2 separate regions of the Homo sapiens genome follow, and region 2 is linked to region 1. The links are chromatin loops, found by intact Hi-C in ENCODE. Cell type or tissue: Caco-2. All regions are shown on one strand. Each heading gives the region's core, and the rest is flanking DNA. Links, peaks and the distances in the headings are about the cores only.

Evidence for each region. A loop is a pair of places that touch in the nucleus more often than their neighbours do. Peaks named below come from ENCODE experiments on the same cell type or tissue, not always from the same donor. Only the 100,000 strongest peaks of a DNase experiment are listed, where the experiment ranks them.
Region 2: a loop joins it to region 1, with 5 times the contacts of the local background. A loop is called at or near these places in 2 of 110 quality-filtered maps.

The regions. Positions count from the first base shown.
Region 1 is chr20:33,094,230-33,098,619 of GRCh38, forward strand. BPIFB4 (BPI fold containing family B member 4) reads left to right here. Exons shown (of 18, transcript NM_182519.3): 12 at 871-924; 13 at 3,388-3,558. Among named protein-coding and RNA genes, the nearest start is that of BPIFB4, 17 kb to the left of the region's middle. In Caco-2, for the core only: CTCF peaks have their summits at 1,920 and 2,120; a DNase peak (open chromatin) is centred at 1,902.
Region 2 is chr20:33,176,649-33,181,038 of GRCh38, forward strand. It overlaps BPIFA2 (BPI fold containing family A member 2), which reads left to right. Exons shown (of 9, transcript NM_080574.4): 6 at 1,499-1,580; 7 at 2,956-3,019; 8 at 3,872-3,949. The coding sequence ends at 3,912. Among named protein-coding and RNA genes, the nearest start is that of BPIFA2, 11 kb to the left of the region's middle. RefSeq lists an enhancer at 973-1,474. In Caco-2, for the core only: no CTCF peak of the experiment used is centred there; a DNase peak (open chromatin) is centred at 2,293.

The sequences.
Region 1 (4,390 bases), core at 195-4,194:
GATATCCATGCAGAAGGTAATGGCATTATTTTGTTTTTATTGTATTTGGTTTTACAGTTGCCATCTCTTTGTGTCAAGTGGTACTGGCTTTCCATTTTGAGTATTTGAGGTCTTAAGAAGCAAGCCAATTTAAAAATGCTAAGTAAATAATAGTACAGGTGGTTCAAGGATATGACAGAGGTCATGAATTTAGTGGACACTGAGTTATGCAAATGGACTTGATGCTGGTCTCCTTGTTTTAATAAGGAATGACATTTGTTTCTTTTCTTTTTCTTTCTTTCTTTTTTTTTTTTTTGAGACAGAATCTTGCTCTGTCACCCAGGCTGTAGTGCAGTGTTGTGATGTTGGCTCACTGCAACCTCCATCTCCTGGGTTCAAGCAATTCTCCTGCCTCAGCCTCCCAAGTAGCTGGGATTACAGGCATGTGCCATCATGCCCGGCTAATTTTTGTATTTTTAGTAGAGGCGGGATTTTCACCATGTTGGCCAGGCTGGTCTCAAACTCCTGATCTGAAGTGATCCACCTGCCTCGGCCTCCCAAAGTGCTGGGATTACAGGCATGAGCCACCGTTCTCGCCCAAGAATAACATTTTTAGAGGAGAAATATTCAGGTTTTGCCTGCTGTTCTTTGAAACACTCCTTGGTCAGCTTAAGTCAGCCCAGGTCACTTAACCACAAACTGGCTACGGTGATCTGCGTATGGTGATGATGGCTGGGTAGGCAGGACTTCCCCAGGGGTCTTTCAGGGAGAGAAGACGAAGACGCCCTGCTGGGTGTTGTAAAGCATGTAGGAGTTTAATCACTGTATTAGCAACTCCTGTCTGTACCGATAGCCTCCAGGATTCACGTGGCCCTTCTTCTTGTCCTATAGTTTGAAGAGCTTCCTCCACTTACCACAGCCACACTGGGAGCCCTGATCCCCAAGGTATGTAAGGTGGGCAGGTCCCATTGCCTTCAGCCTCATTCTCTATCTTGTTTGAGAAACTGGATTGGAAGGGAAGATGCTCAGCGCTGGGGTGGGGTGCTCTCCCCCGAACCCCTGCTTGGGAGTGCAGTGACAGTGACAAGGGCTTGCAGGCTAGACCCCCATGGGTGGGGGCGGGGGAAGACACAGAGGGTTGAGGTGGAAAGACCCTGAATTCTATAGGTGGTCCAGCCTGCATAGGCCTAATCCTAGCCTGGCCACTTCCCTTGCTGTGTGACTTTGGAGAAGAGTCTTAACATCTCTGAGCCTTAGCTTCCTCATCTGTCAAAAAAGGCTGCTGATACCTATTCCATAGGTTATCATAGGAAGGTAAATGAGATGATGCATGTAAAGGTGTCAACGCGGGCCAGGCACACTCGGGTGCACAGCTGCTTAGAGGGAAAAGCCAGGCCTTTGGAACAGACAGACATGAGTCAGCACATCCCAGTCATATGACCTTAGATGCACAATTCCTCTCTCTGAGCCTCAGTTTTCTCATCTGGAAAACGGGGTAACCATGCTCACTTCAGAGGGTGGCTGTGGACCTGGAGTCTGCACCAAGGCAAGGAGCAGGCATTTGATCAACATGAACTATTATTGCTGTTGTTAATAATTACACATTACTTCTTTTTTTAAAAAAAAGCAAGTGTGCTTTTGTCCAATTAGTGACCATATAGAGTTGGAACAAAGGCCTTTCCCACCCCAGTTCTGGTCCCATGTCTGGTTCTGGGCCTATTACCTTGCACCTGGAAGCAAAGGGCTCTGTACCTAGTAAGTGTTATGCAGGTGTGAATGATGGCTGCAATCTATAGCCATTTTAGACATTTTTCACCTCTTTTCTGCCTGCCCTGTTTAGTCCTGGGTGGAATTCAAAGGCTCTAGGGGGAGAACAAACTCAACACGTGGTCACTATTGCCCTCATGTGGCTGCAAATTGAACATCGGAAGGATCATTCTCTAGGGTGGTAACAGTGGCAGCTCCAGCCAGCAGGTGGACCCCTCAATCAACTGGACCTTTTATTTACTGGGTCACTTCCTATGTGCACTGCACTTTACAGCTTATGAAATTGTTTTTTAGAGTATACTTTTTCTTTCTTTTTTTGAGACAGAGTCTTGCTGCGTTGCCTAGGCTGGAGTGCAGTGGCACAATCTCAGCTCACTGCAAACTCTGCCTCCCTGGTTCAAGCAATTCCCCTGACTCAGCCTCCTGAGTAGCTGGGACTACAGGCATGCACCACCATGCCTGGCTAATTTTATATTTTGAGTAGAGACAGTATTTCGCCATGTTGACCAGGCTGGTCTCGAACTCCTGACCTCAAGTGATCTGCCCACCTCGGCCTCCCAAAGTGCTGGGAGTACAGGCATGAGCCACAGTGCCCAGTCAGAATATACTTTTTCAATTGGTTCTGATCATTCCCTCTATCCACAGGACCAAAGAGGAGAAGCACACCATTTACAGATGGGGAAACAGAGGCTCAGAGAGGTCACATGATGAGGCAGTAGCAGAGCTGGGGTAGAATAGGGACTGAGTCCTCAGTGGCGCTGGGACTGCAGCAGGGGGGATTCAGGCTGGACCCAGCAATGTGTCCTGGAGACCTGGGCTGCACGGAGTCACCAGGGGAGGGGACTTCTTTCTGTTTCTTTTGAAAGTAATATTGTGGTTTTGCCCATTTCTCTATGGTCAGTTAACATATTTAAGAAGTATATTCCTTAAAGTATGTATTTTTGGTAAGTCAATCATTTGATAAATATGGCAAACTGCCATTTTATGAATTGTCCCTTTAGTAAATTAGCTTTCAGGGAATCAAACTGCAGCAAACAAGCTCAAGTCCCTCCAGCAATCCGGGCTCGGGGGCAGCCTGTGCCTTGCCTGGGACCTCCCTGTGGGATTCCCCAGGCGTGGACTTCTCATTTCAGGAACAGTGTTCAGAGGCATTGGGAGGCTCTGGGCTCTGAGCCCACAGACATGCACTGGAATCTTAACTTTCCTCCTGGCCTTGGACAATTTCCTTGGCATTCCCCTCTGAGGCCCTGTTTTCTCATCTGTAATGTGGAGAAAAAAAAATACCCCATGGGTTGTTGTAATGACTGAATGAAATTAAGACTGTCCATTCAGCACCTGGCCAGCATCTCTGGGAGACCCCATTTCACTCAGTACCAAGTTTTAAGCATTTCCAGGTGTCAGGCATTGAGCCTGAATTTTGCCGGCATGATCACAGTTATTTCTCATAGTAACCCCATGTGCAAGGCTTGGAGAGGGCAGCTCCTTGCCCAGTTCTCACAGTGGGTCATTGGCTTTGCCTGTGGTTTGTTGGACTCAAGCAACATGAGACCCCGGTGCTCTGTGTTTAGAGGTTGGCTGATAACCCCCTGGGTACCTCCTATGCTAAGGGCCCTGTCCATCTGGCCTGGTGCCTGCCCACAGGTGTTCCAGCAGTACCCCGAGTCCTGCCCACTTATCATCAGGATCCAGGTGCTGAACCCACCATCTGTGATGCTGCAGAAGGACAAAGCGCTGGTGAAGGTGTTGGCCACTGCCGAGGTCATGGTCTCCCAGCCCAAAGACCTGGAGACTACCATCTGCCTCATTGACGTGGTGAGTGTCTGGAGGTACTGGTGGCCTCCAGCTGGGCCTCAAGACAGAGCCACATGGTCTCCTGGAGCCCAAAGACCCCTTCAAATCCCCTCAATCTCCACCATCATGACTATGGGCCCAACTTTGGGGCCAGAGGCTCTAACCCAAATCTAGCCTTTACCACTTCCAGCTACATGACTTTGGACAAGTCACTCCCTATCTCTAGACTAGAATCTTAACTCTCTTGCTGGCCTTGCACAATTTGCTTGGCATTTCCTTCTGAGCCCCAGTTTTCTCATCTGTAACATGGAGAAAAAATACCACATGGGGTTGTCGTGATGACTGAATGAAATTAAGACTGATTTTCTCCTCTGCCACAGGGGGATGGCAGTAGGGCATTAGTAAGATGCTCAGAGCAGTGCCTGACATACCCTAAAGGCTGCCAAAGTGTTAGCTGATATTATTCTCACAGGTTGCCTATACCCAGTGTGTGGCCAAGCCAGTCTTGATCATTCATTCAGCAATATTTATTGAGCACCTACTATGTGTTATGCTTTCTACTTGACACTGGGGAAAGGGGAAACGAGACAGATGGTGCCTGCTCTCTTGTACCTGGTACCTAGCAGGGGACAGATACAAATACAACAATTTTCACAATTATTTCATAGAAAGGAATCCTCTTAAAATGTGAACCATGGCCAGGCATGGTGGCTCACACTTGAGAACCCAGCTCTTTGAGAGGCTGAGGTGGGTGGATCACTTGAGGCCAGGATTTCGAGACCAGCCTTGTCAACATGGTGAAACTCTGCCTCTACTAAAAATACAAAAATCAGCTGGATGTGGTGGCACACAC
Region 2 (4,390 bases), core at 115-4,114, 82 kb after region 1:
GAGATGGCACCACTCTGAGGCTCCAGATCCTCCCAGGGTCTTTCTTTGCACTTGTGGTTCAATCCCAAGTGCTCCCCATGGTCATGAAGGCTCTGTTTGATCTGGCCCCACCCTTGTATCCCTGTACCCTCCCCTTACTCACTGTGCCCAGATACAGTGGCCTTTGTGCCATGTCTCAGATAGGCTGTTTCTCAAGGCTCTTTCCCAGCTTAAGACCTTTGCCTGGGGTGCTCTGGCTACCTAGAGCACCTTCTTCTCACTCCACTTTGATGGACTTTTGCATCCTTCAGGGCCTTCCCAGGGCTCCTCCTATTCTCTCTCGTAAGAGTCTAACTCTTGCCTTTAAAGCACTCGTCACAAGTTCTCAATATATATTTAATTGTATGTTCACTTCTTTCATTCTTTCAGCCAAAAATGTATTGAGGCTGGGCACGATGGCTCCACACCGGTAATCCCAGCACTTTGGGAGGCTGAGGTGGGTGGATCACTTGAGGTCAGGAGTTCAAGACCAGCTTGGCCAACATGGCAAAATCCTGTCTCTACTAAAAATACAAAAATTAGCCGGGGGTGGTGGCGGTTTCCTGTAATCCCAGCTACTCGGGACGCTGAGGCACAAGCATTGCTTGAACCCAGGAGGCAGAGGTTGCAGTGAGCCGAGATCGTGCCACTGCACTCCAGTCTGGGTGACAGAGCAAGACATTGTCTCAAAAAAAAAAAAAAAAGTGTATTGAGCATCTGCTGTGTGCCAGGCAGGCACCATTCTGGGCTCTGGAGAACTGATTGGTGATGACAGACAAGGTCCCTGTTCTTGCGGAGCTTACCCAAGGGAAAGCTAAGCTGCCGTGGATCTGTGTCCACATCTGTGAAATGACACCACTCTACAGCTCCAAATCCTCTCAGCGCTTTTCTTTGCACTTTGGATCCAATCCAACCCAAATTCAGTCCATCGGTAAAGAACGCTCCAGGGAAATGAGTCCTGCAGAAAGCATTACCCTTAACTGGGCACTGTGATAGCAAAGCTCTCTCTTAGGTAAGCAGTCAGGGAGGGGTGCCCTGAGGAGGTGGCAATTATACTAAGAGTTGAAGGTGGGAGGAGCCAACTTTGGCAAGATTTGTTTAGGTACCACATCAGGGTATGTTTGGACCCTTAATGTTTAGGTACCAGGTTAGGGGATGTTTGTACTTTACTTATTCGGTATCCTCAGGGCCCAGCTAGGTTCCTGGTGCATAGCTGGTGCTCTGTAAATACGGGTTGAATGAGTGAACGAATAAGGTCTCTGCGCTGAGAATCTCATGAGGCACTGGGGTGAGCCGCTGGTCAGATGTGGGAGTCTAAGTGATGATCCATGTGGATGGGAGGCTCTGTCTGTTAAAGTGTCTCCATGTCCCTGGGGTTTATCTGACTCCACAGTATTTCCCGCACCGCCCCCAACTTTTTGGCAGTTCTCCCATCTCTTGCCCACTTGACCAGACTTTAATAGTTCCCTGTGTTTTCCAGACACAGCCAAATCATCAACAAGTTCGTGAATAGCGTGATCAACACGCTGAAAAGCACTGTATCCTCCCTGCTGCAGAAGGAGGTGAGTCTCCCACTCCTTGGAGCCCAGATCCAGGCCTGGTGGGGGCAGGTGGGGGAATTTGCAGGCCTGGCTGTATCCTCTGAGCACTTTTCCTTCGGAGGTGAAAGCTTCTCCTTAGGAGGTCAGCTGGAGCTTCCTCCTCTACTAATCAGCCTGGTGGGTAGCAGGGTAGAGCAGAGGCCTGACATTAGCTGAAATTGCCAGGTCCCAAACTTGAGCCTCTCACCATATCCACGCACTACCAATATGCTTTTGTAGCTAACATCTTCAACACAATTTTACTTAAATATGTTTCTTTAGAAGCATTTATTTTTAAAAATAAAACTTTATATCCCTATCATAAATAGAAAATTAATATCACATATCATACAATCAATGGACTTATAAAATAGTTTTAATTTTTTTTCCATCTGTGCATCATCCAAAACCATAGGTACCATGTGCAGGATTACTAGGCCCAAAGTTGCAGAGATTCTAAATCAGTCATTCTGGAAGCAGACCCAGGAATGTGGGTTTATAAAAGAAAAATCCTCCGGATGGCTCTGTGACCCACTGAACCGGAGTTTAGTTATATTCCAAAAGCGATCCTCCACCAGCTTCAGCCTCAGCTGGGTGCTTGATAGGAATGCGGAATCTCAGGCCACACCCCAGACCTGCTGAATTGCAATCTGCGGGGAACTGTGTACACACAGGAGCAAGAGATACTCCGCTCTACAACCTCAGGGCAAATGCCTCAGGGCACCATTTGACCCTTTAAAATTCCAGGGTTCCAAAGTTCAACATGGGAATGTTAACAATCTAGAATGTAGATTTTTGAGGTCCTAGAATTCTAGTGTTCTAAGGTGTTAGGATTCTAACACCCTAGGGTTTCCAGATTTAAGACTGCTGGGATCCCATTGTTCTAAAATCCTAAGGTTCAGGCCAGGCGCGGTGGCTTATGCCTGTAATCCCAGCTCTTTTGAAGGTCAAGGTGGGCAGATCACTTGAGGTCAGGAGTTCAAGACCAGCCTGGCTAACATGGTGAAACCCTGTCTCTACTGAAAATACAAAAATTAGCCAGGCATGGTGGCATGTGCCTGTGAACCCAGTTTCTTGAGAGGCTGAGGCAGGAGAATCACTTGAATCTGGGAGGCGGAGGTTGCAGTGAGCAGAAATCGTACCACTGTACTCCAGCCTGGGCAAGACAGTGAGATTCTGTCTCAGAAAAAAAAAAAAAAATACAATAAAACAAAATAAAATCCTAAGGTTCAAAGATTCTAAGATCCCTAGAAATGAGCTCATCTGTGGGTGGCAAGCAATTTGTTCTCAGCTGAGAAGAATGATCTGTTCTTCCTCCTACTCCTGACCCTCCTCTTCCTCCTTTCTCCGCTGTCAGATATGTCCACTGATCCGCATCTTCATCCACTCCCTGGATGTGAATGTCATTCAGCAGGTCGTCGGTAAGTCAATGGGGAAGTGGGGACCTTCTGAGGCAGGCATGGAGCTCTGTGCCCACCCCATAAGCAGTTCTGGTCAGGGGACCCTGGAGAAGCAGAAGGACCCACTGTCCTAAGCAAATTGGGAGCCATGGCTTCCCCTCCACAGGCACCCGGGGGCTCCCTTTGGCTTTTGGGTCTACAGGCATGGCTGGGGTTGCTGGGGAGAAATGGAGTAAGTAAAGCTGTCAAGACCCTGGAGGTGACCCTTCTATGAAAATAGCCACAAGTCAGCCAGGCGCAGTGGCTCACACTTGTAATCCTAGCACTTTGCGAGGCTGAGGTGGGCAGACCACTTGAGTTCAGGAGTTTGAGACCAGCCTGGGTGACACGGTGAAACCCCATCTCTACTAAAAAATACAAAATTAGCCAGGCGTGGTGGCATCCACCTGGAGTCCCAGCTACTCGGGAGGCTGAGGCGGGAGGATTGCTTGAGCCTAGGAGGCGGACATCGCAGGTAGCCGACATCATGCCACTGCACTCCGGCCTGGGTGACAGAGTGAGACCGCAATCTCAAAAAAAGAAAAAAAAAAAGAAGAAGAAGAAAGGAAATAGCCACAAGTCCAGTCCCTTAGGCAGTCACTTTGTGCTCTGTACACACTATCTCACTGGATCCTTGCAACAACCCTGTGGGGAAGGTACTGTCATTGTACCCACTTTACAGATGAACAAACTGAAGCTCAGAGAGGTGGAGCAACATCCCTGGGGTCCCACAACTGTCAGGTTACCGGCTGGAGAGCGGCATCTTTTGGAGTCTGGTCTCTATTCAATTCCAGTGGCAGAGACTAAGGCCTGCTATTGATTTTGTTTCTTCAGATAATCCTCAGCACAAAACCCAGCTGCAAACCCTCATCTGAAGAGGACGAATGAGGAGGACCACTGTGGTGCATGCTGGTGAGGAGCCAGTCTCTGTGCCCCAATGCACAGGGGCCTATGGTGAAGTAAAAGTCAAGCGTGGCTTCCCTTATTTTTGTGTTAGAAGACTGTGCCTTCATCTCAGTCATAGATTGAGCCCTGGCCCCCATCCCAGGCTAGGCCCTGATTCTGGTCACACTCTGAACACTGAGCCTTAATCACTGAACTCTGATTCTGGCCCCAGACTGAGCCTGGATCCTAGTCACAGACTGAGCTTTGATGCCAGTTATTGACTGAGCCTTAGTCTTGGTCACAGAATGAGCCCCAACCTTGGTCTCAAATGGATATCCATGATTCTGATCACATATTGGGCCCTGAACCTGGCTCCAGTAGTGGCCTCAATCAATCTTTTCACATCTACCATTGTTCTGAAGGAGGGTGAGGGGAATGAAGATGAGTCAGTGCCAGGTGCTAATGAAA